2 separate regions of the Mus musculus genome follow, and region 1 is linked to region 2. Evidence: chromatin loops called from intact Hi-C (ENCODE). Cell type or tissue: heart. All regions are shown on one strand. Links, peaks and the distances in the headings refer to the core of each region. The heading gives the core; the rest is flanking DNA.

Region 1 (12,238 bases), core at 2,182-10,181, 48 kb before region 2:
AGTCATCTAAAGATGCTAGCATCAATATCAGATGACGTGGTGTGTCCACTTTAGAGTCCATAGCCAGAGTAAAGACCAGAGTGCTGTGCTGTGTGTGGCCTGGGACAAGCCCTTTCAAATCTGGGAAGTGTCATCTGCTGTTAGCAGGGCTACATGGGACCTTTGATGCTCTCATTGCCAGATCAGAGGAATGACAAAGTCAACACTGACTTTCTAGGTTAGCAACAGAAAGCATGAACTTTCCTGAAGCAATCTGTGTACTTTGACCAGGAATTTAATTTTTATAAATGTCCCTCATGATTTGAGTGACAATTGTAATACTGGATCAACATAGACTTTCTATTTTCTTGTTTTGTTTTTGTTTGTTTGTTTTGGTTCCTTGAGTTTTATTGCCTTTAAAATAGAAACAATTAAGCCTTCTAGTTTTTTTTGCAGAGCTAACAGTAGCTACAAAAGCAACAGTATGTCCATGGAGATGAAACAATATTTGCTAGAGTGGCCCTGACTGAGGTGAGCAAGGTGTATCTTATCATAGGCTCCTATTAGTTAACAGCACAAAGCTAAGGAAACTCACTGGCAATTCAGTGTCAAAGCAAGAGGCATCAAAGTTTCCATTCATCTGTTTCAAAATGAAACACAGGAAACAAATACTTACACAAGCTGCTTTGGTGATTAAAGTAAGGGAAGAAGGGAAAGGAAAGACTTCTGAGTCAGGAGAGGAAATGCATGGAAGGAAGATGGGGAAAAGAGTAGGCAGAAGGGGCACACAGAGGGATGGAGTAAGAAGAAAGATTTATAGAAGAGTAATAAAATAGAAGACAGAAGAAAAGGTGAGTTCCTGGAGCGCTAGGGACAAACTGTCAGTAATTTTGAATGAGGGACCATAAGACTCACAGGACCTTAAGTCTCATATCAGTGAGCTCCTGTCAGGGCACAGAGGGTGTTCCAAATCCCACTTTGTTTGCTGAGGAAATGATGTACTATTACTCTGCACCATGGACTTCACACTGTCATTCCCGTTATCTGCTGATCGCCATTTATTGTGAGCTCCCTTCCAGTCCCTGCCCTTCCAGCCAGCCCTCCTGATACCTCTTGCTCTCCGGGGTTCATCCTTCTGGGATGGGATCTGCCCTCGTGCATATGGATCCCACATTTCTTTCTGTCTCTGGGACCCAGCATCTTCAAATATCAACTCCCTTATTTATCATCTTTGCCTTTTCCACTCCTTCATTTGTCTATCATTTCAAAATAAGTAACAGACTATTGCAACTAAGTTTTTCCTTTACTCTTCCCCTTGTATGTGTGTGTGTGCGTGTGTGTGTGTGTGTACCCATGTTCATGGGTACCCACACATGTGGGAGGGGAGGCCAGAAGTCAGTCAATGTTGAGTGTGATTCTCTATCGCTATCCACATTATTTTTCTTAGTTTAGTCTTTTATCCTTTGAAAATCTTGTAGAAGTCTACAACATATGTTAAACATTTCTGCCCCTGACTCAATTCCCCCTGCTTATCCCCAGTATATTTCACTTCTGGTTTTGAGTCTCCGTCTCCGTCTGTCTCCTCCTCCTCCTCCTCCTCCTCCTCCTCCTCCTCCTCCTCCTCCTCCTCCACTAGGGCATGGCCAACCTGCTGGTGGTCACCCCTTGAAGAAAAGTGACTTTCCCTACTGTAGCAGCCATCAACTGTCAATAGGGCCACAGCAGGAGGTGGAACCTTGGATGCCCCTCCTGCCTCCATGTTGGAATTTTTAAAAAAGATTTATTTTAATGTAAATGTGTGTATGTGTGTGTGTGTGTGTGTGTGTATGTATGTATGTATGTATGTATGTATGTATGTATGTATGTATGTGTCTGTGGGTGCCTGCAGAGGCCAGAAGAAGGTGTCAGAGTCTCTGAACTGAAGTTACAGGTGGTTGTAAGCCACCATGTTAGGGCTGGGAACCAAACTCTGACCCTCTGGAAGAGCAGTAGTATTCTTACTGCTGAGCTATCTCTCAGCCTTGCCATGCTGACATAGAGAGATCCTTGCTCCCTATGCAATAGGAGATTATCTCAGAGATGGCTGGTAAAATTTGTTACTCTTATTATAAAGAAATATGCAAATTTCTTTTGCATGTGCATGGTTTTGAAACAGGATTTGGTGTATTCCAGACTGGCCTCAAATTTGCTTTGTAGCTGAGCACAACCTTGAACTCCTGATCTTCCTGCCTCCGCTTTAAGTGGTGTGATTCTAGGCATGGAATTCCACACAGTTTGAGCAGTGTTGGGTGGCTAACTCATGGCTTCATGCATGCTAGGCAAGCACCCTATTACAACCCTATGAGGCCCTGAAATTACAAACAAATACTGCAGGTTAAGACCTAAAAAAGAAAACAAACAAAACAAAACACCCACTAGAAACATAAAGGTAGCAAAAATAGGATTGAGACAAGGCAATATGAAATAATGACCATGGGGCAGACAGGATAGGGAAAAGAGGGAGCATGCACTGAAACTCTGGGGTACAGGGTCTGGTGCATTTTTTGACACAGGGTCTCATGTAGTCCAGGCTGGTCTCAAACTTGCTGCATAGCTACTACTACTACTACTACTACTACTACTACTACTACTACTACTAGATAAGTTCACTAATCCTATAAGGTCATTCTCACTATGGTCATGTGAATATGCTTGGCCCATAGGAAGTGGCACTATTGGGAGATGTGGCCTTGTGGGAGGAAGGGTTTCAATATGTAAATGAGCTTTGAGGCTTCCTCATGTTCAAGCTCCACCCAGTGTGGAAGACGTCCCCTCCTGGCTGCCTGCAGAAGACAGTCTCCTTTTGGCTACCTATGGATCAAGATGTAGAACTCTTGGCTCCTTCAGCACCAATTCTGTCTGCATGATGCCATGCTTCCCACCATGATTATAATGAACCCCAATTAAATGCTGTCCTTTATAAGAGTTGCCTTGGTCATGGTGTCTCTTTATAACAGTGAAACCCTAAGACACATCATTGGCACTGGGTGTCATTCTTTCCTACTCAGACTCTTTCATCGCCCTTAATTCCAGCTGGCTACCCCTCATCTTCATTGCAGCAGGTCCCAGTCCTTAGAGGAGCCATGTGCAGAGCACTCCCCAGCCCCACCCAATCCCCATGCTCTTCAGGGGGCTGTTATTTTGTTCCTCCTCTCACCCATGACTCTCCATCTCTGCTAGTTTTCTCTGTTCCCTTTCAGTGCTCTCTAGAATTCCAGTAGGGAATTTCTCTTTTGTTTTATTTGGGTCAGTTTGTTAATGACCAGCAGGTCGTCTTCCAGCTTTCTAGTCATAGGAAAAGATCCCCGCTGTCCACTCTTGACTTTGGCCCTTCAAGAGGAGTTTGTCAACACACCCTGGGGTTTAGAGAACACCACATCCCAAGCAAGAGGAGGAGGAGGAGGAGGAGGAAGAGGAGGAGGAGGAGGAGGAGGAAGAGGAGGAGGAGGAGGGATGCAGGCTGGATAACTGTACCTCCATTTATAATCCAACTGAAAGCCACAGCCGTATGCTGGATAAGTTGGAGAGAGGTAGCAGAGAAGTGTGTACCAGTACCAAATCACACATCTCTGCTGAAGACTGCTTCCCATTTGTTTTGCACTGGCTATCTTGAGACTTTATTGCCGTAAGGAATAGATCATCATCCTGGGACTCCACTTGTTTGGGGTTTTTTTCTCACCTTTCTCCTAATAATGCACCCAACAGCCTGTTAAGATTAAAATCTCTTTCCTGCATTGAGTGCATGCACACTGCCCTCCAAACAAAAGAATAACTTTCCCCTCCCCTCAATGATCACCAAGAAAGGGCAGTTTCTATTTACTCTTACTCTAGATATCTCTGAGCATGACAGAAGGGTGTCAAGTCAGGCCTGAACTACTTTTGGATTCATGCACAGTAAGGCAAACTGTGTCTTCTGAGTGAAGATTTAGGGAGAATTGACTGTTTATTATCTTGAGTCCATGCAGAGTTGAGCATCATGAGAAAGGAAATGCACAATGACCAAAGGTTTACATAATCTATGCCTGCCAAACAAAATAGAACCATCTGGGATTTGCCCTTATCAACCATACTCCTCCTGTTCTTGAACCCCATAAAAGGATCCCCAAATAATAGCCAAGACCTTTGAGTAGATGTGCATGGTCTGGACGCCTGACTACTAATTTCTGATCTGTACTATTGATTATCTTTTGAATAGTTTTTTTTTTGTTCTAATTTGAAGTCTGTGTACCTTTATTTCAAGAACTTGAATAAGAGGCCAAAATCTGGAAGCACGTAGCCCAGACTGCAATCACTGGTAATGCCTAAAAACCAGCCAGCCAGTCTTCTATTCCAGCTGGGATGGAGTCTCTTCCCCTTCATATACTAAACCTAGGCAAAGCCCTTAGGAACAGATCAACCCACAGCTTTGCATTCAGCGAGACTGCCTCCACCCTGGACCGTTGGGCCACAGCGTTGAGAATCCAGTGAATGAATACACGGAAGTTTACGATGTGTGGATACAGCTTGTTGGTAATGCTGTAAGTCTGACATTCCCCATAAAGCAAAAAGCTTAGCTGAAGATCAAAAAGTATTTCATCGAAGCAAAGTTTTGGTAATTTCTACATTTCAAGTGCCTTCTAAGCCAAGAAGAGAAGAGGAAGAGGTTAACTGTGAACCTCCTTGACCAGCAGTGAAGCTGCTCTTGCTTGAGACCGGTCATGCAGTCAGTCACACTGTTCAATCTTCATTTCCTCTAACCAAATGCAATGCCATTCTCTGCCCCCCAACTCCCCTTCCCTTCATATTCATTCAAGTTTTGTGAATTTCGCCTCCTACATTTTTCAAGACACCTCCTCACTTTCTACCTTGACCATTCATTGTATTAGCCTTCTAATCTCTCTGCATCCAATATTGTCTCCTTCAAACCCATCCCTCACACTACTAATCGTGCAACACAGACAACTTCATTCTCAATGCCTTCCTATGTTCCCACTACCCCATTCTATGTCCCTCCTCCCACCTAGTGGCTGCCTGTTCCTACAGTGCCCCCTCCCACCATCCCCTGCCTACAACTACCAACCCTAATGACACAGAATCACCCATTGTCATTGGGAGTTGTTGGGAAAATGACGTACATGTGTGTGAAAAGAGTTTAAAGGCACAACTGCCTCACTTTGAAGTCTGAATTAGAGTAAACAAATGCTTTGTGCAATTGAGAAGCATATTTAGGAAGGTGTAAATTTGGGACGATGTGATTTAAATGTTTTAAATTTTATTTATTAATAATAATAATTGTTATTATATTATTATTATTTTGGTTTATCGAGACAGGTTTTCTCTGTGTAGCCTTGGCTGTCCTGGAACTCACTCTGTAGACCAGGCTGGCCTCAAACTCAGAAATCCACCTGCCTCTGCCTCCCAAGTGCTGGGATTAAAGGCGTGTGCCACCACTACCCGGCAGGACGATGTGATTTAAATGGAAAGAGGAGAGAGTCTAAGAACAGGAAGCCAGAAACAGAGTTGAGCTTTGATTTTGACCTTTCTTTGTCTCTGTGAGTTTGGACATGATCCTAGCATCTCTCTGGACCTCAGAGCTGGGTGCCCATGCATCCCTCTTGTCATGGCTTCTAAGGAGGTAGACGTTTGAGGATGGATGGCTTGAGCCTAAAAGTCCGAGGCTAGACTGGCAGCATAGGTAGATTCCCGTCTCAAATAAGAACAACAAAAATCCCTGAGCATCAGCGAAACGCGTTCTCTATGCATTCTAGTCTGTCATTCTGAACTGTATGGCAGAAACTGCCATGTCAGGGCTCATTCTCAATACTTGGAGTCTGGTTCTTACCACAGCCCTCATCTGGACTCCATGACCACCATCCTCTCCTCAGGCTTGTGTGTTTCATAATGCTTGCAAGGTCTGTTTGAGGCCACAAAGCCATATTACACGAAGTGAAAACAGACAACAGTGTGGCAGAATAGATTTGCATGTCATTCGTTACCTTGACCGAATGGCTTCAGTTTCATAGCTTCCTTTCCGAGGGCTCGAACGACCTCACTGAAAAATCAGCCCTGCAATTCTTACTGGCTACCGCTAGGTGACAGTAAGAGCTCAAAGGTACAACTGGCAAAGGCAGGGCCTCCCTGAAGGTTCAAGTTGAGCTCAGGTTCGAAGAATGATCGGCTTATTGTAATGATGGCCCATGAGCTGAGTGGGTATCCACAGGCAAAACAGAGCCGAAAACCGAGAGTCATCGTCACCTACTTACGGGAGCTGGAAGTGCTTGATTTTGGTGACCAGCAACTTGTAGTGGGCACCATGGGGCGCCATGGACGCTACATCTACAAAGATCAGCTGCTCCAAAGGGCCCGTCTCATTGGTTGCTTTTGAAGGGCATAGAGTGCGGCTGACTTCCTGGTAGTTGTAGCTCCTTTGGTATCTGTAGCCGCGGGTATAGACAACATCAGCAAGGAGAAGGAGACACAGTGAACACAGCCAGGGAGAATGCTATCTCACACTACGCCCCTCTAATCTGGCTTCAAGTCCTATGCTTTCAATTTCAGGCTGGGCCCATTGATAGCAATCCTGGAACTCCTATCGTTGACATCCATCGTATGACAGGGACATAGAGACTATTATGTCCAGACCAGTATCCTTAGCAGTGTCTATATTCCATTAAGTCAGACTCCCAAGTCATTCAAGGAAAACCACTAAAATCTGAGGAAGGAACTCTTCTAATTAAGCAGCCAACGGAATCTTTTCTTTTTTCAGTTTCACTGATTTCAAGTGAAAACAATCAAACTTCCGTATTTAACACTCAAATTCCAGCAGCTTTAAAAACCATGCAATCACACTTCAGCTGCCTGTTTCTCTACACCTTCTGGGCTTTGTATGGATGCCACAGTGCTTTAATGAACTCTCCATGGCACAACAGGTACTCTGCCAGGGCAGAGAGTTCTGTTGTTTTTCATAGCGTCTTCCTGAACCTCCCTCTTGGCTCTGCTCTGTAAATACCACTGAGCGAAGAGTGCACACAGAAGAGACTTTTGAAGATGGGGTTCATGCTGCTTGTACGTCGACTGGTATGGGATGATCCATTTTCAAAAGAGGGGATAGAATATTATGATAGGCCATTGTTCAAATGGCCTAGCCACTGAAGTGCTAGACAGAATGCTCATCTGAAATTCAGAGAGAATAGAAATGTATACCACTGATCAGCCTTGGGGCATCCACTGTTTGCACTTGGCATGCACTACCCTGGCATTTGGATGCCTGAGTTCTCTTCTGGCTAAGAGGGAAAAACCAGACAAAACAAAACAGAACAAAACAAAACAAAAAACCTGGCTAAGTCTAAGGACATTGTAGAGTGTCAAATGTAGTGAAGTTGCCTGGGCGGAGAATACTTACAGTCCTTGGAAGAGCAGAGGGACCTGCCAGGACAACACTTCTTTCTGCTGGCGAACCACAACCAGGACTGGGTAGTCCAGGTTGTCAGAGGAACTGTTGACATGCACCCGCACGGCTGTCACCTGTGAGGCAGGCGAGAGCAAACTCACTGACTCCAGACATTTCTTCTCATGACAGGCACCCCAAACGCCCCAAGTTGTCTTTTATTATCCGGAGTGGGTCTCAACCTTGACCACATGTTGAAGTTGCCCCAGGAAATAATGGATGCATTGGATATAATCTGCTTAAAAATTCTGATTCAATTATTCTGTGATGAGGCCAAATTACGGAGCCTTCTCACAGCAAGCTTAGGAGTTGGAGCTGAGCAGCCGACTGACATAAGGCTTCAAGAATAACTCCAGAAGAGAAAAAGAAAGATGGATGTATTTTTTCTTATTTGAATATAAATAATATCAAAATCACAATCCCCAACACACTTCATAGTCTACAAGACCCCCCAGCTGTTGATAAACTTCGGGTATGGTAAATCATTTTGTTTCCATTCTTTTTTTTTAAACAACCCACGAGATGGTCTGTTGCTCCCTCTCCATCCTGCAGAGCGTCCCATGGAGGCTGAGTCCTTCCTGCTCAGGGGTAAACAGGTCGCTAACATAACCGTCCTCACCAGCAGCTCACAGAGCACACAGGGTGATCGTGGATGAAGCTGAGGCTGCTACTGGAGCTACAGGGCTTTGTTATTTTCCTTAAAAAATGTACAGTACCATATGAAATATAGAAAATAATGAAGGAAAATAAAGAAGAGTAGAAGAGAAACTAAAACTTACATTACACTTACTAAACGTGACATTTTAATTTATGGGTCTATTGCTTTTACTCTCTCTTCAAAGTGTCTTCATTAGGGGGCTGGTAAAATGGCTCAGCAGCCAGCTCAGTGGTTAAATCAGAATTCAGATCCCCAGAACCCAAGTAAAATTCTGAGTGGGCCAGGTTGCCTTTCTGCCTTGGGATACAGAGACAGGAGACCCCTGGAGCAAACTGACAAGAGGGATTAACTATATCCGCTTTGTCTTTGTCTTTGTCTCTGTCTCGGTGAGTAAGCTTGGCAAGTTAGTGAAGACATCTCTCATTCATTACCTCCAGATACACACATGTACACCTGCACCTACACATGCAAACATGCATGTACACAGGCATGGCGGTGGGAGGTGGGGCAAGCGCTCTCTCTCTCTCTCTCCCTCTCTCTCTCTCTCTCTCTCTCTCTCTCTCTCTGGGAAGAAAGATCTATCACACATGCGGGCTGAGAGGAAACAGACCCAGCCAGGGTGTTTTACCCTAGCACTTACTTCTCTCCGTTCTCCCTGACCAAGCCACTGCTTCACGTTTTCAGTGTTAGGACAGCCAAAGAGTTACTTATTAATTTGATAAGAAATGCATGCTCCCGAGGGAGCATTTCCTGTGCCTACAGTGTGTCTCCATGGAAATTGTGTTGCAGCTGATAATTGCTCAAATCACATCTCTAGTGCAGACCTCTTTGTTAAACCGGGATTTCTGCCGGCTCTGCCTCTCAAACTTAATGTGGCTACATGGAGTCTCACGTTTCCTTCACTTCTGATTTTCCTTTCTGTGACGAGAAGTTTCATCACAGCTGTTCATCTGGTCCTTTCTTCTGCCACTTCACACTGCTCTCATCTATTCCTCCCTCCCTTCTTGTTAAGCTCCACCCTCAATGCCCTCTTTGACTAAGCTCCACCCTCAATGCCCTCTTTGACTAAGCTCCACCCTCAATACCCTCTTTGACTAAGCTCCACCCTCAATACCCTCTTTGACTAAGCTCTACCCTCAATACCCTCTTTGATGGCCTCTTTTCTCTACTGATTTGAGTCCCTCAGTGCTCTCCTTGGTCTCTTCCCTCAGGGCTGCATCTCTTAGGATGTCAATTTCATCTGTCATTCCCTGTTTAAGAGACCTAAAATGGTTCAGAAAAATATTCGGTCTTATATCAAAGTAAGAAGAAAGCTATAATAAATAGATCTGGATTTTTCATCTTTGAGAACTCCCAACAAATATATTTTATTTTACCCATACTTTCTGTTTCCTTCACTGTATCCTGAAACACACACACACACACACACACACACACACACACACACACACACACAGAGCTTATTATTCAATTATCAAATAGTTCAATGTATATCTCTAAGAGATAGGGCTTCCTTAACAAAATCCATAAACAGGGGTTAGATAGATGGCCCAGCAGTTAAAAGCACTTGCTGCTTCTGTAGAGGACCCAGGTTCCGTTCCCAGCCTCCATGTGGTAGCTCACAACTGTCCTTAACTCCAGTTCTGGGGAACCCAGTGCCCTCTTTTGTCCTCTGAGGGTACCAGCCATGCATGTGGTATACATACAAGTTGATAAATATCTATATACATATGGTAAAAATAATAAATCTTCAAAACATAAACGGTATGATCTCAATACTATTTGAACTCTTTTGATTTATCTGATAGTTGTATGAGTTTTTCAATTTTTCAGATTTTTTTTCAGTTTCATTTTTAAAATGGGGTACAAGGCCAGACAGTGGTGGCTCATACCTTTAATCCCAGCACTTGGGAGGCAGAGACAGGTGGATTTCTGAGTTCGAGGCCAGCCTGGTCTACAGAGTGAGTTCCAGGACAGCTAGGGCCTCACAGAGAAACCCTGTCTCAAAAACCAAAAAAAAAAAAAAAAAAAGGGTACAAATTAATTTGATTCACACACTGTACCTGTTTCATCTTGTCTGATACCAGTCCTTCATTCTTCTTAATTGTTGACTAATATTCCATTGCACAAATATATGTATATTTTATTTATCTAGTCTTTGGCTGATGGACATTTGTGTTACTTATACACTTTGAGTATTTACAAACAATACTGTTATATCCGTGTACCAACCTTGTGTGAATATATATTTCCACTTCTTTTTGCTATAGACTATGATTAGATTTCTGGAAAACATAGTACCTCTGTATTCAACTTTTTGAGGAGCTGCCAAAATGTTTTTCAGAGTTGTATCATTTAACACTCCAGTAATTTACATATTCAGCAATCTTCCTTGTTTCATTACTTCTTTGCCAACACTTGCTGCTATCTTTATCCCAGCCCTCCTAGTGGGTAAAAAGCTATATATGCTATTGTAGACTGCACAGTATTTTATTTTTATTTCTTTGTTTCTGTTTTGATTTTTAGATGGGACTTCTCGAGTAGCTTGAGGTGGCCTTGAGCTCATGATCTCCCATCCTCTGTTTCCCAAGTGCTGGGATTACAGGTGCATGCATGCCCTTATGCCTAACTGGTATTTTAGCTGTTAGTTTCACTGCCGGGCTCTTCTAGGAAGCTGCCAGTATTGTTTTCAGAATCCCCAGAGCCTAGCAGAATAAATTACCTTAGAAGCAGGTTGACTTTTTAAATTGTAGTGCAAACATTCTAGTACTAGACAGCATATGTGTTTACAGTGAGGTTTAACCTACTCTAAATGAACTTAGAGCAGTCAGAACCCAGGCAAACAGAGGGATTCCTCTTTCCTTTCATTCACCTAGATGCCACCTCCTTCTTAGGGACCTGGTGCCAGAAGGGGGTTGCTCACATTTTTTCCCCACACTTCATTATATAGCAGAAATTCTTGAACATTAGCAAATTCCCACCTCCCCAATTAGGGTGTGTGTGTGTGTGTGTGTGTGTGTGTGTAATTCAGCTGATGAAGAACGAACCTCAAACTATTCATTTCTAAGACATGCTGGTGGGCAGTAGGTGTACCTAATTTGGGACCTACACTTTGGAAGCACTATTCTAAAGCCATCTCCCGATCTACTGGCTGATCCTACGTGCCATTGTGAGATGCCCAACCATGAGCTCAGCACTGTTTCAGCAGCCTGGGAGCTCTTTTGTTGGAACTGATGTGGGAGCAGAAAAGCTACATCATGGCTGTATTAAGCCCATCCACTGCCCATCCATCTCCACATCTTGATCTTCCTGGTTGGGTTATCATAATCCAATTACATTTTTTATTACTTAATAATGATCTTACCAGCCAAATAAAAACAAACTCGGAGATACTGACACAATACATTGCACAAAAGATTCTAGAGTATGCGGGCTGGAGAGATGGCTCAGCCATTAAAGGCTAGGCTCACAACCAAAAATATAAGATTCTAGAGTATGCATTGTTTGTCACTGAGCAGTTTTGCAAGATGAACAGATCAGCCATTAGGCAGAGGAGAGGATGAGGGGCCTGCTCAAACCCTGCTTTGCCTTCCCAGAAGCTAACGAGCAGCTGAGAAAAATGGATTATGCCTACCACAGTGAAGCAGGCTGTGTGAAGACAAAGCTTAATGAAGGGCAGATACTGCCCACGCTGAATGGCCTCTGCCACCTTGTAGTTCACCATTCTCAAGGTCCACGTTGTCCTCCTGTTGCTTTTATTCATTGACATGGCAAAACAAAACAAACAAAAACCCCAAATCACAGATAGTGTTTCTTCCTGTATTTACTACAAGCAGGGAATCACATTATAGGCAAGAGAGAATTATGCAAGTATTTCAGCTTCTGGTAGTATACAGATTATGTTTTGAAAGCTTTGAAAGCTTTGAGACCCTCTTTTTAATCTTTTATGTCATCAGGGACACACTCAAAATCGGAAGTGATACATTGTTCTTGCAAATTAAGAATGAAAAACGAGTTTAATTCTAAATTGACTCTGTTTTTGCTAAAGACTGCAGCTTCTGCTGGTTGAAACAGCCAGAGGCTGTTGGCTTCCGTTATTAAACATGGCAGTATGTGCCCTTTGATCTTGAAAAACA
Region 2 (12,238 bases), core at 2,741-10,740:
CCCCTTTCACTTTTTCCTGCTTCTTACTATAACTATCAAATTAAAACATACTGCTCTACCTCAGTTATCAGATTATCCCAACCAGTGAGCTCACTACTACCAATCTTGCTATCTGTTGGATGTGTCATCTATTACCAGGCCTCCAGGATAAAAGCCAGTGGATTCTTCCAGTTCTATCAAAATGAGCTTCTTGGGATGTACAACCAAGGTCAGTTATACTTATACCTACATGGCCAATTACAAACACACGAGTTTGTCTCTTTGATAGTTATATTCTCCCAAGAGGGGGAAACAATTATTAAAATCTAATGTCAGAACTAAAGTAACTGTTGTAGAAATTTTTAATCTCGACCTGGGAGTTCTACCCCACCTTGATCAGTTAGTTCCTGGATAAAAGATACACACAACCTTTATATTTATAATAAGCCTTAATCAGTACTAGTGCTGGACAGATACTTACTTTCTAAGTTATTAGAATCTATTTTCTTATCCATAACCCTGAGTTATTACTTACTATGTTTCATCTGGACTGCTCTTAACTCCAACTGGCCAGCCCTCAGGGCCATGTTCTCTTGAGCTCACCTAACCCATGGTGCCTTTTCTTCCTTCTCCACCACCTTTTTCTTCTCCTTGTGGTTTTCTTCCGACTCCAAGCCTGGAAAACCTGAACCCTACCTGTATCTCTTCTTCCCAGATGTTGGTTGTTGGCATCTTTATTTACCAATCACAAATAACGTGGGGACAGGGACATAGGTCTACTTGCAGAGTCCAGGTCTTAGCATTACAATAGACTGCAAGATCAAACCTCAACTCTAAATTTGAATTCAACAGTATTAACGGGTTAATAGATCAAATATTTGCCACCTGCAGAAGACTAATGGAGATCTATGTTAACCAGACTTTCTTGTTGCTTTAACATACATGAGAGAAACAATTAAAATGAAGAAAAGATGTACTTGGCTTACTTTTAAGAGGTTGCAATGCAAACCAGGCTAGCTCTGAGACTTTGTGCCTGTGATGAGACCAAATGTAGTGTCAGGTGCCTCACCAAGGTAGGTAGGAAGCACAGAGAGATAAAGGAACAAGGGAGGTAGCATATCTTTCCAGTGCATGCCGACTGTGATCTGTTTTCTCCAATTGGATCTGATCTCCCAATAATATCTCATTTTCTAATACAGTCAAGGGATTAGTCCATTAAATATGTCAGAGTCCTCAGGATCCAGTCATATCTTCAATAGTGCCAAAGGTGGGGACCACTCTTCCATTATACAAACTGTTGTGGGGAACACGTCTGATCCAAACCATAATTATTTACCTTCATCCTCTATCTCATAGCACACAGTGCACATAGACCATCTCTAAGAGTCCCATGACCTTAACAGTGACAACAGTGTTCAACGTGTCCTAAACATGATTCCCTAAACATGAATCAGAAAGAAAATTATATGGCAGCCCAGAATAAGCATTACTATTCCAAATGTAGGCATGGAAAGGAGAGATGGGAGCAATCAAGATTCAATCCCAGCAGGAAAAAACATTAAATCATGTCTGCTATCTCTAGCGTGCAACAACATAATTTACAGCTTTAAATTATCCCGTGTAGCTGCTCTTGTTCATCATATCATGATGAGAACACACTGGGAAGTTTACGTTTTATAATACAGTTGACTATAGACAAGACTAGAGAATCTTCTAATGGTGAAAAAGTCTGCTTCTAGTCTTCCCTGAACTGGCCAAGCTCTTCCAAGCAAGAGAATAAAGCAAAAGAAGCAGCTGGTTTGACTGAACGTTCAAATGGTCAACAGCTTGTCCATAGATAACAACAGAATTGGACCAACAATTCCTGCAGCATCCTCCTCTTGATGGTTGGGATTTGATCACAACTGAGAGTTTCCGTATTGGTTTTCCTCCCAGAATTGATCAGAGATTCATATAACATATTTTAGTTTCAATCTTCACACTGTAAAAATCAGGAAGTATTAATAATGTTTATTCTTACAGTGATACTCAAGATTGTCTTCCTAGTTTAAGAATAAAACAATAGAGTAAAATCTTCCACAGCCAAAGTGGTAGAAATAATTGAAGACTTATCAGCTGACCTCTTTTGAGAATAAAAAGGTGTCATTGATTCAGAGATTGGCATAGCAAGAAACCCAACCACTGTCATTTGTGTTTGGTATAGACTCAAAGTCAGGTTAGGCTTGACAGCTGTAATCTGGTAAAGCACGTGTCTAGCAGAAGTAAGACACTGAATTTGATTTCCACAACAACAATAAAATCGTAAAAAAGTGTTTTAAAAGTAAAGAAAGAAAAGCTAGAGAGCAGAAAACGTTTATGGTGAAATAAAGACAAGGCTTTGGGGATTCTCTGGTTAGGTGTTGGCACTGGGGAGCTGAAGAGGGATTGAATGGATAGTGGGTGTCCTGTGGTTTGGGAGCATATTAGGACAAGCCAAAAAAAAAAAAGGTAAAAAAATAGCTTTCTTGAGGTACAAAAGGTACAAATGACATATGTCAATTTCCACAAGTTTAATGTTTTTAAAAACAACACCTGTTTTGCGTGCACGCACACACACACACACACACACACACACACACACACACAATCTGTGAAGCCACCAGGACAGGATCATATCCATCCTTTTCCAGAGATTCCTTCGTCCTCGTCTAACTGGCTCCGTCCTATCCCAAGAGCCCACTCACCTACTGCCACTCTTTATTGGTTTTCATTTTCCCCAAGTTTTATATAAATGGAACCATAGAATATATGTTATTTGGTTTCTTCCATTCAGCACAGTAACTATGATATACATAAAGGCTTCTGTAGCAATAGTTTGTTATTATTCCTGACTGTGCAGTGTTTCCGTGTGTAGATATGTAACAATGTGTTTTCCCATTTATCTGTTGATGAGTGTTTATCTGAGATAACAGCTTTTGGCTATTACAAACAAAGCTGCTGCAGGCTTGCATGTATAAGTCTTTGTAGGACCATATTTTCCTTCCTCTTTGATAAAGATCCAGAATTGGGATGACTGTATCACACAGTGGGCTCCAGACACCTTGAGATATCTTTATATATATGAAAATATAAGTCCTTAATTGAAATACTTGTATTAGTCTATGGGCTTTTTGACTTGTTAACAGGAAGTGTGAGAAAAAATTCAATTTTAATGAATTCCAGTTTATCTTATATTTATGGATTATGTTTGCCCAACCCACATAGGTTCTTCAATATTTTCTGCTTTTGTCCATTTGCACACGTGGAAGCTAGAGGTCAATGTCAAGCAAATTAATTCACAAATTTCAATGTTATATTTTGACACTGGACTCAATCCAACTAGACTGGCTAGCCGATGAACTCCAGGGTCCATGGGTCTTTGCCTCCCAGCACCAGGCTTATGGTCCAGTTTCTTTTGCCTTTACTTCTGTAAAAACACCCTGGTCAAAAGTAACACAGAGGAGGGAAAGGTTTACTTGGCTTAAAATTCCAGATTACAGTTCATCATTGGAGAACTCAAGGCAGGAATTCAGGGCAAGAACTTGAAGGCTGACATATTTGCTATTCCACACAGTAGAACCTCAGACCTTGGAACTCACTTGTCCAGCCAAAGGGCACAGCAGAAACAGAGAATACTGCAGGCTAGCTGGCTTATCCTCATCTATCCTTAAAAAAAAAAAAAAAAAAAAAAATACAGGGATGAACTGCCACCCAGAGTGGGCTGGGCTCTTCTACTTCAATCAAAAATCAAGGTAATTCCCCACAGACTGTCAAGAGGCTAATCTGATATAGGTGATTTCTAAACTGAGGCTCTCTTCTCAGGTTGGCATTTAAAATTAACCACCACAGATTACAAATGTACACCACCATGCCTGGCCTGGGGATGGAACCCGGGTTTTCCATTTTAGGCAGGAGGTACTTTTCAAGCTGAGCTATATCCCCAGTCCTGTATTCCTTTTTTGATTAATTTATTGAATGTGATCAGTATACTGTTTAGATCCATTATTTTGCATATGGAAATATAACTATTCCAGCAAGATTCTTTTTTTTTTTTTTTTTTTTTTTTTTTTTGGTTTTTCGAGACAGGGTTTCTCTGTATAGCCCTGGCTGTCCTGGAACTCACTTTGTAGACTAGGCCGGCCTCGAACTCAGAAATCTGCCTGCCTCTGCCTCCCGAGTGCTGGGATTAAAGGCGTGTGCCACCACGCCCAGCTAAGATTCATTTTTTAAAGCTACCATTTCTCCACTAAACTACCTTTATGAAACATTAGTTTTCTACACTTGTATGAGTTTACTTTGAGTTTTGCTTTACTTCATTGATATATTTGAATGACTGTTTTCTTAGTCAGGGTTTGTATTCCTGCATCATGGCCAAGAAGCAAGTTGGGGAGGAAAGGGTTTATTAAGCTCACACTTCCACATTGCTGTTCATCATCAAAGGAAGTTAGGACTGGATCAGGAAGCAGGAGCTGATGCAGAGGCCATGGAGAGATGCTACTGGCTTGCCTCCCCTGGCTAGCTCACCTTGCTTTCTTATAGAACCCAAGACTACCAGCCCAGGGATGGCACCACCCACAACGGGCCCTCCCACCCTTGATCACTAACTGAGAAAATGCCTTACAGCTGGATCTCATGGAGACATTTCCTCAAAGGAGGCTCCTTTCTCTGTGATAACTCCAGCTTGAGTCAAGTTGACACACAAACCCAGACAGTATAACTGTCGATCCATATCATGACATTATGATTGCTATAATCTTCATAATAAGTTTTAAAATCAGTCATGTTTAGAAATCAAATTTTGTTCTTTTGATTTTGGCTATTGTAGGTCTTTCACAAGAATTTCAGAATCAGTTTGCTAATTATTTTTCTAAAGAAAATGCATTTTAATAGGTATGAAATACATAAAATAAACAAGATATATATATATATATATATATATATATATATATATATATATATGGAAAAGAATAAAACAAGGAAGCAAGTGGAACAACATATATTATTGTCCTACTGTCTAGTTTGTTTCTAAAGAGAAATTGTTATATACCCTTTTTATGTTCTTGTGCACATATGTTTTTAGATTTTTTTTCTTTATCACTAGTTTTGATTGATTTGATTATTATGTACTTTGTAGTTTTCTTGTGTGTGTGCATGCGCACACATGTTTCATTGGGTTTTGGAAGTTGAAGGAAAAGATGAACTCTGTGGGTAAATATGTTGATAGAAGGCAGAAACAGTGATGGAAGCGGATTTAAGTTTTCTGAAATTAATTCAGTGTTAAAAACGAAATGAGAAGCAAGTCCATAGACTGGCATGAGGTTAGAGGAGATAAATAAGAAAGTATACTACTGTTATCTAGGGGAGTGAGAGAATTAACGGAGCAGAGACCTAACAGGATGCTCCATCAACTTTAGGTAGGGGCTTACCTAAAGTTGGGGGGCATGAGTCAGCATGGACAAGCACTTAGGAGAGCCAGTGCTGGTTACTTGGCAAGTGACTACAGCAAGTTGGAGAGGAAGGGGTGATGACGATTACATAGACAACACGTCCACATTGGATCAGAGTGGAAAGTCTCAGAAGGCAGTTCATTGCACCTGGATGACACTGAATATACACCTGTTGATCCGTGTGTAGCTTTCCCCTTAACAATTGAAGGTCAGGGGTTTCCAAGGAACTTATCAAGGGTAAGACATTCATTGTAAAGTCCTTAACATGATTTATGAAGTTATGCACATCCTGCCTCCACCCAAGCACAATCACCAAGTTTTCTCAACTTCTATTCCTCCATTGCAGTTTGACGTACATCCTTGCACAGGCAATTCCCTCTGTAGAAATGCTCTTTCTTTTTAAATAATCTACTCCTCCTTTCATTTCAGCTTTCCTGCGATATTGAAATATTCCCATAAGGTCACTATCTAGTTTGTACAGTTCCTTCTTAGCATGTATACAGTTTTCACCTTATACATTTCGGTCGTCAATAGCTTGCTGCTATGGGGTTGTAAACTTGCTGAGAGCAGGGTCAGTTTTAGTTCCCGGTGAACCTAGCGCGTTTGGCTCCACTGGGAGGTAGCAAGACATATTTCTAAGCAAACGATCAAAAGTTAAGGCAAGGAAGTGCGGTATGTGGAGGTTGGTGTGCAAGTTTCTTTTGGAGACTTCTAGAGGCTTATGACAGGCGCGCCATTTGGCCCTTTGGGTGAGAACTGCAGAGCCCCACGCCAGTACCGCCTCTGGGTCGCCTCGGAGGAGCTCGCCGGATGTACGCAAAGGCGTGGGGGCGGAGCTCTGGTAACCCAGGCAACGGCCCGGAAGCCACTTTCCGCGTTCCCCCGTGGCGGGCTCTGTGGTTCTGGAGGCTGAACTTTTAGTCGGGGCGGAGGCACAGTCGGCCAGCGGCAAGGCAGGTTGGGGTGAAGCGGGGGCATAGGGCGAGGAGAAGCGGCCGGCGTCTCCGCCTGGGTCTCGGCGCCCGGGTGGGCGTGCGCACCCCAGGGCCGGCCGCTCGCCTCGCAGAGCCTGAGAGTGCGGTTCCGGGGAGCGCCTGGATCCCCCGCGGGACAGCGGGCCCCGCGCACGCGCGCCGCGTTCCCGCACCCTGCTGGCGGGAGAAATCCCGAGGCCGGCGGGTGATGCAGTTGTTTACTGTCCCGCTAGGGAGTGGCAGAGTATCGGGTGTTGGGACAGGGCGCGTCCTTTAAGTTGAGCGTTTAGGTGAGGGTTTCTAAGGAAGGGGCCGTTTGAAAGTTTGGGACAGGCTTGAGCTTGGGAGTCAAAAATAGGAAATTGTTCCAGACAGTGCATGGCACTGCTTGTGAAGGTCACAGCTGGGTCTCAGTATGGGTGGGAGGGAAAACTGGGGCCGCACGAAGAGCAGCTCTTGAAGTTGGATTTTTCTCTACAGTGGGCTCCATTAAAATCTTACGAGGGAGTAAAACGTTGAGATCCCTGTATCCCTGTATCCGGGTAAGATTGATGGCAGGGACAGTGTTCTGGTTGTCCCCCAGTTTGTTTTCATACTAGTTAAGGTAAATCTGGTAGAATTCCACCATCCCTCCTTAAGAGCAGGCAAGGGCTTCCAGTGGTCTTTTGTATAGCCCTCAAATTGCAGGGGCCCTCAGTTAGCTTTTAGACTGTTATTGTTCAGACTGAAACAAATTCTGTAAATGTTCCACACACACACACACACACACACACACACACACACACACACACCCACTTGCAGAGAACATTTTCTTTCTGATTTTCTCCCCCCATCCCCCTTTCTTTTTTTGTTTTTTTCAAGACAGGGTTTCCCTGTGTAGCCCTGGCTGTCCTGGAGTTCACTCTGTCGACCAGGTTGTCCTCGAACTCAGAAATCTGCTTGCCCCAGCCTCCCAAGTGCTGAGATTTAAGGCTTGGGCCACCACTGCCCAGCATTCTGATTTTCTTTTATTTACTCTTTATTTTCAGCCCGACTTTGTGGAGGGAATTAAGGAGAGGAGGCAGCTTTTCTTCATGTGTATTGAAGATTAGGAACTTCCTTGACACAAAGAATTAACTTTCAGGCTTGCCTTTTGTAAGAAGTTGTTTAGTTATGATCTTTTGAGAAACGTACCTCTGAGAGGGCACAGGCTACTTCTCTGTTTTGTTTTATTTGGTGCCTAGCAAGCACGTTGAAAGTTACTTGATAACGTGGAGTGGATGGATGAATGGGAAGAAAACCTTACAGGAAAATTAATAACAGGCTGTTCAGAATTGTTCCTAGTAGAAATGGAAAAGAACGGACAGATGGGCGGGATATTTCAAGGAAGGATTTATAGATTGTGTTACATAGCAGACAAAGAGACAGTTAGGAACCAGAGGCGATGCTTACGCTTAAGCCAGAGCAACAAGAAGGATGGCAATTCTCTAAGTTTAGTAACTGAGTCAAACAGTTAGGTATCTAGATCTAGAGGATTGGGAGGGCTGTGCCAAACGAGCTGCATCTTACTATACTCTGAGGTGTATGGAAGGGCAGTGAATGCACAGCAAAGGACGCTTGATGTTTTAGGGACAGTTAGGAAACATTCATTAGAAACTGTCTAGTTATGGTCCTTTAGTTATGTGTCTGTGTGCCCGGTATAGGAATAGCTTTGCTGAGAGGTTTCTGAGAATCACTAAGGGGGCTGTTGGACCTCACGATGGTCCAGAAAGCAAGCTCAGTGGAAGTTGGCATATGACTAGACTCATTTGCAGTTTACTGCCATTGCTCACATCCAGTGCGTGGGGGTGTGGTAGGGTTCCCCAGTATTGGGTGAAGGGACACGTGTAAGAGGAGGACAGGACAGGGATAGACCGAGATGAGGGCCCTTGGCTACGTTTTCCAAGGAAAGAGTCCAGCGTAGTCTGAAGAGGAAAGAGTAGTGAAATAGCAGGAAAAAGGGTGTTGTGGAAGCCGCGGAAGAGGAAAGTGCCTGAGAAGTAAGGAAGGGTTTGCACTCTTAGCGTTAGGAAGCAGTTAACGTTCCTCATTTTCTCCACACTGGCCCCACTTCTGCAGGGTGCTGCGATTTATTGACTGCCCTTAAAATACCTCTAGTCTCTGTTATGCCTCAAACAAACAGTGCTCATTTCCCTCAGTTCCCCACAACTGCCTTTGAGAGGTAAACAGGCACATGGACCTTTAACCCCTTTTAGCTACTTGTAAGTTTTTGTATGCGTCAGATTCATGACTGTTTCCAGGGTTGAGGCTGGTAGAGTTTTAACTTATGAAAAAAAATGTAATATTTTAAATATAATTTGAAATAAAAATTCCCTCCCTTTTGAAGAGTTGCTTGTTTTTACCCAGCAAAGTTGATCCGTTGTTTGTGGTTTCCTAGCGTATACTTTATAGTCAGGACACTGAGTGTCAGTTCCTTCCTCTCCTCATTGTTATCTGTGTCACTGTGAGCAGTGTGATTCTGTCCTCATTTGAGAAAAGAGGTAAAAATTGTCACTGATGTCATCAACACTTAAATAGGACTTAGTATGTGTCAGGCAGGGGTTCCAAGCAGCTTACCTATTTAATTAGCTTCATTTTAGGGTTATCAACAGAGCGAATCCATAGACTTTGGTTCCAGGCTGTATTCTTAGCCACTGTGCTGTGCTATCTCTTAAGACAGTGTATGTCTCACGGAATTGTGGGATTAGTGCTAAGGCTCTTCATTATCAATGCATATATATTAACATCAGGTAGTTTATACATGCAGTTCTTGTTTTTTGCTTTTTTACATTTAACTTTTTCTCACAGGTGCATATGGTGTGTGTGTGTAGGTCAGAGGTTGATATTGGGTGTCTTGGTTGGTTCTTCTCTATCTTATAAACTGTAGTAGGGTACCTCCCTTGAATCTAGAACTTGCTAATTTGGCTAATGTAGCTAGCCAATTTAGGGATTGCCTATCTCTTCTCCTGAGCCCTGAGGTTACAGGGCTGCCCTGCCTCCTGGTTCTCATAGTTAATATACTCAAACTTCATTCACATTGTAGCATGTGTCAGTACTTTATATCTTATTGCCAAATAACATCCCAGTTGTATAGATATGTCACATATTTATGTAGTCATCAATTAATGGGCATTTTGAGATGTTTCCACTTTTGTCTATTAACTATAATATTATTGTGGACATTCACTTACAGGGTTTTCTTTGGACTAATGTCTTTAATTCTCTTTAATGGTTATGTAGGAGAATTTCTGAGTCACATGGTAATGTTGTTTAAATTTTTGAATAACTTCCCACTGGTCTTCCAAAGCGCCTATGTAAATTTACATTCCAATCAAATATATGAAGGTTCCAGTTTCTTCAAACTTGTGCCAATACTTTTTTTTTTTTTTTATTAAAGTCACCCTTGACTGGTTTTGACTGGCATTTAATTATGTTGGTCACTTTTTAAAAAAGGTTTATCTTGTTTTATATTGTATGAATGCTTTGCCTGTATGTATGTGTACCGTGTGCTGCCTGGTGCCTTTGGTGGATAGAAGAGGTTGTCAGATCTCCTGGAACCGGAGTTACGGATGGTTGTAAAACAACATGTAGGTTGTGGGAATTGAACTCAGGTTCTCAGGAAGAACAGCAAGGGTTCTTAACCACTGAGCCATCTCACCAGTCCCCATATTGACAATCTCTTCTTTTTATGTGCTTATTTACCATCTGCAGTATCTTATTTGGAGATACCTATTCAAGACCTATGCCCACTTAAATTTGGTTGTTTGACTAGTCCAGTTATGAGAATTTTTTATGTATATTCTAGATACCGGGTAAGTGATTTGCAAATAACTTTTGCCACTGCATTAGGTATCTTTTCACTTTTTTTGATTATACCTTTGAGTACAATATTTAAAATTTTTGATGAACCCAACTGTCCTCCCTACATCTTGGTTTCTTGTGCTTTTGGCTCTGTTCTCCAGCCTGACCTAGGGTTCACAGCTCTTTACACTCATGCTTTCTTCTAATAGTCATACAGTTTTAGTTCTGACATTTTAATATATGACTTCATGTTATATGCTAATTTTTGTACCCTGTATGAGGTAGGAGTCGGACTTTTTCAAAGGAATATTGAAAACAGTGCTCTTTGAAGTGAATTGCTTTGGCACCTTGTTGGAATATTAGTGTCTGTAAATGCAGTGGTTCATTTTGACTTTTGTCTGTTCCATGTCCGGTTAAGTGCTGGCTGTGTTTCTACTGCAAGTGAACTTCACAGTTGGTTAACTCTTTGCCCCTTAGTTTCCTCATCTATAAAATGAGTAAGTAGTAAGCACTTCATGGAGCTGTTGTAATAAGAGACTAATAGGTGCAAAGAGCTTAGGACAGTCTGCATGTAGTAAGAACCTAGACTGCCTTAGCCGACCTTCGTTGCTTCCGCTACAGCGGCTACTGGCATCACCACTGTAAGACTTAGTTGTTGGCGACAGATGATGCTGAGAAGGTCTTGTTTCTACGTACAACTGCAACCAGATCCCTTCCCCCACTTTGTAAAACTTCTGTTCAGACTTGATCAGTAGCCTTAATGGAAGGTGATGTGAAGCCAGGAAAACTCTCAAGATACAGGCACAGGCAGAATCTTTCTGTGTGAGACTGTTGACAAATGTGTGCTGATGAGCTGCCCGGTGGATTTTGCTACCAATGTTTATCCCTGACGTCTACATGGTGGTAGGAGGAAACCAACTCCTGCAAACTGTTCTCTGGCCCTCATGTGTACAGTGCGCATGTGCTCCTTCTTCACCCCAGAGATAAGCAAGTAAAGGTAATGAAAGGATTGACAGAGATGTTAGGCCCTTTCAAAAAGTTGCACACTTGGAACTCAAAGAGGAAGAAATAACCTTCAATGTGGGTAAAAGTACTTCCCTATTGTATTGTAGTTATTTGACAGGGCATTGATAACCAGAATATAGAACTTTGAAAAAACTAAACACACACACACACACACACACACACACACACAAAAGACATCGACTAATTAGTGGGCAAATGAACCAAACAGTTTTCAAAACAAGTACAAATGACCAATAAATACAAGAGAAAAATGTTCCGGAGCTGGATGGATGGCTCAGTACTATTCTTCTGAAGGACTGGCTGAGTTTGGTTCATGGCACCCATATTGGGTGGTTCATGATCACCCATAACTCTGACTTTAGGGGTTCTGACATCCTCTTCTGGCCTCTGTATACACAGAAATAGTTTTTTTTTTATTTTTATTTTTTAATACTCAGTATCTTCAGACATCAGTGAAATGCAAACAAAGCCCCATTGAGAGTCTCCCTCACCAGAATGACTATTTTCATCAAGAAAAATGACAAATACTGTGAGGATATTGGGAGCTGAAGAGGAGCCCCTGTATGTCGCTGTTGGGAATGTAATTAGTACAACCAATATAGAGGTTCTTCAAACTAAAAACACTGAAAGGACCACCTTATGATTGTGGTTGTACCACTCCTGGCTATGTACCCAAAGGAGTCTGAGGCCACCACAGGCATACCTGTGCATCCGTGTTTATTATGATACTGTTCTCAGTAGAAGTCAAGCCAGGCTGTGAATTCAGCCTAGATATCCATCAACAGATAAGTAGGTAAAGAAAATGTGATGTATATAGAGAATATTTATCCAGCCACAAAAAGAATGAAATCCTATGTGCAGGAAAATAGAACTAAGTGGAAATAAACCAGACTCAGAGAGAAGTATTACTTGTTTTCTCTGGAGTTCAGAAACAGATGTGAAAGTAGGAGGGAAACACTTGATTGTTTGTGAAGA

What was found. Hi-C counts contacts between places; a loop is a spot of excess contacts. Peaks named below come from ENCODE experiments on the same cell type or tissue, not always from the same donor. Only the 100,000 strongest peaks of a DNase experiment are listed, where the experiment ranks them.
Region 1: it touches region 2 in a loop (1.8-fold over the local background); 6 of 42 quality-filtered maps call a loop at or near these places.

What each region holds. Positions count from the first base shown.
Region 1 is chr16:44,293,542-44,305,779 of GRCm38, forward strand. It overlaps Sidt1 (SID1 transmembrane family, member 1), which reads right to left. Exons shown (of 25, transcript NM_198034.3): 2 at 7,400-7,521; 3 at 6,261-6,431. Among named protein-coding and RNA genes, the nearest start is that of Sidt1, 33 kb to the right of the region's middle. In heart, for the core only: a CTCF peak has its summit at 6,069; no DNase peak of the experiment used is centred there; H3K27me3 peaks cover 549 bases.
Region 2 is chr16:44,341,110-44,353,347 of GRCm38, forward strand. Spice1 (spindle and centriole associated protein 1) reads left to right here and starts at 6,292. Exons shown (of 18, transcript NM_144550.4): 1 at 6,292-6,397. In heart, for the core only: a CTCF peak has its summit at 6,629; DNase peaks (open chromatin) are centred at 6,312 and 6,522; H3K4me3 peaks cover 1,931 bases; H3K27ac peaks cover 1,650 bases.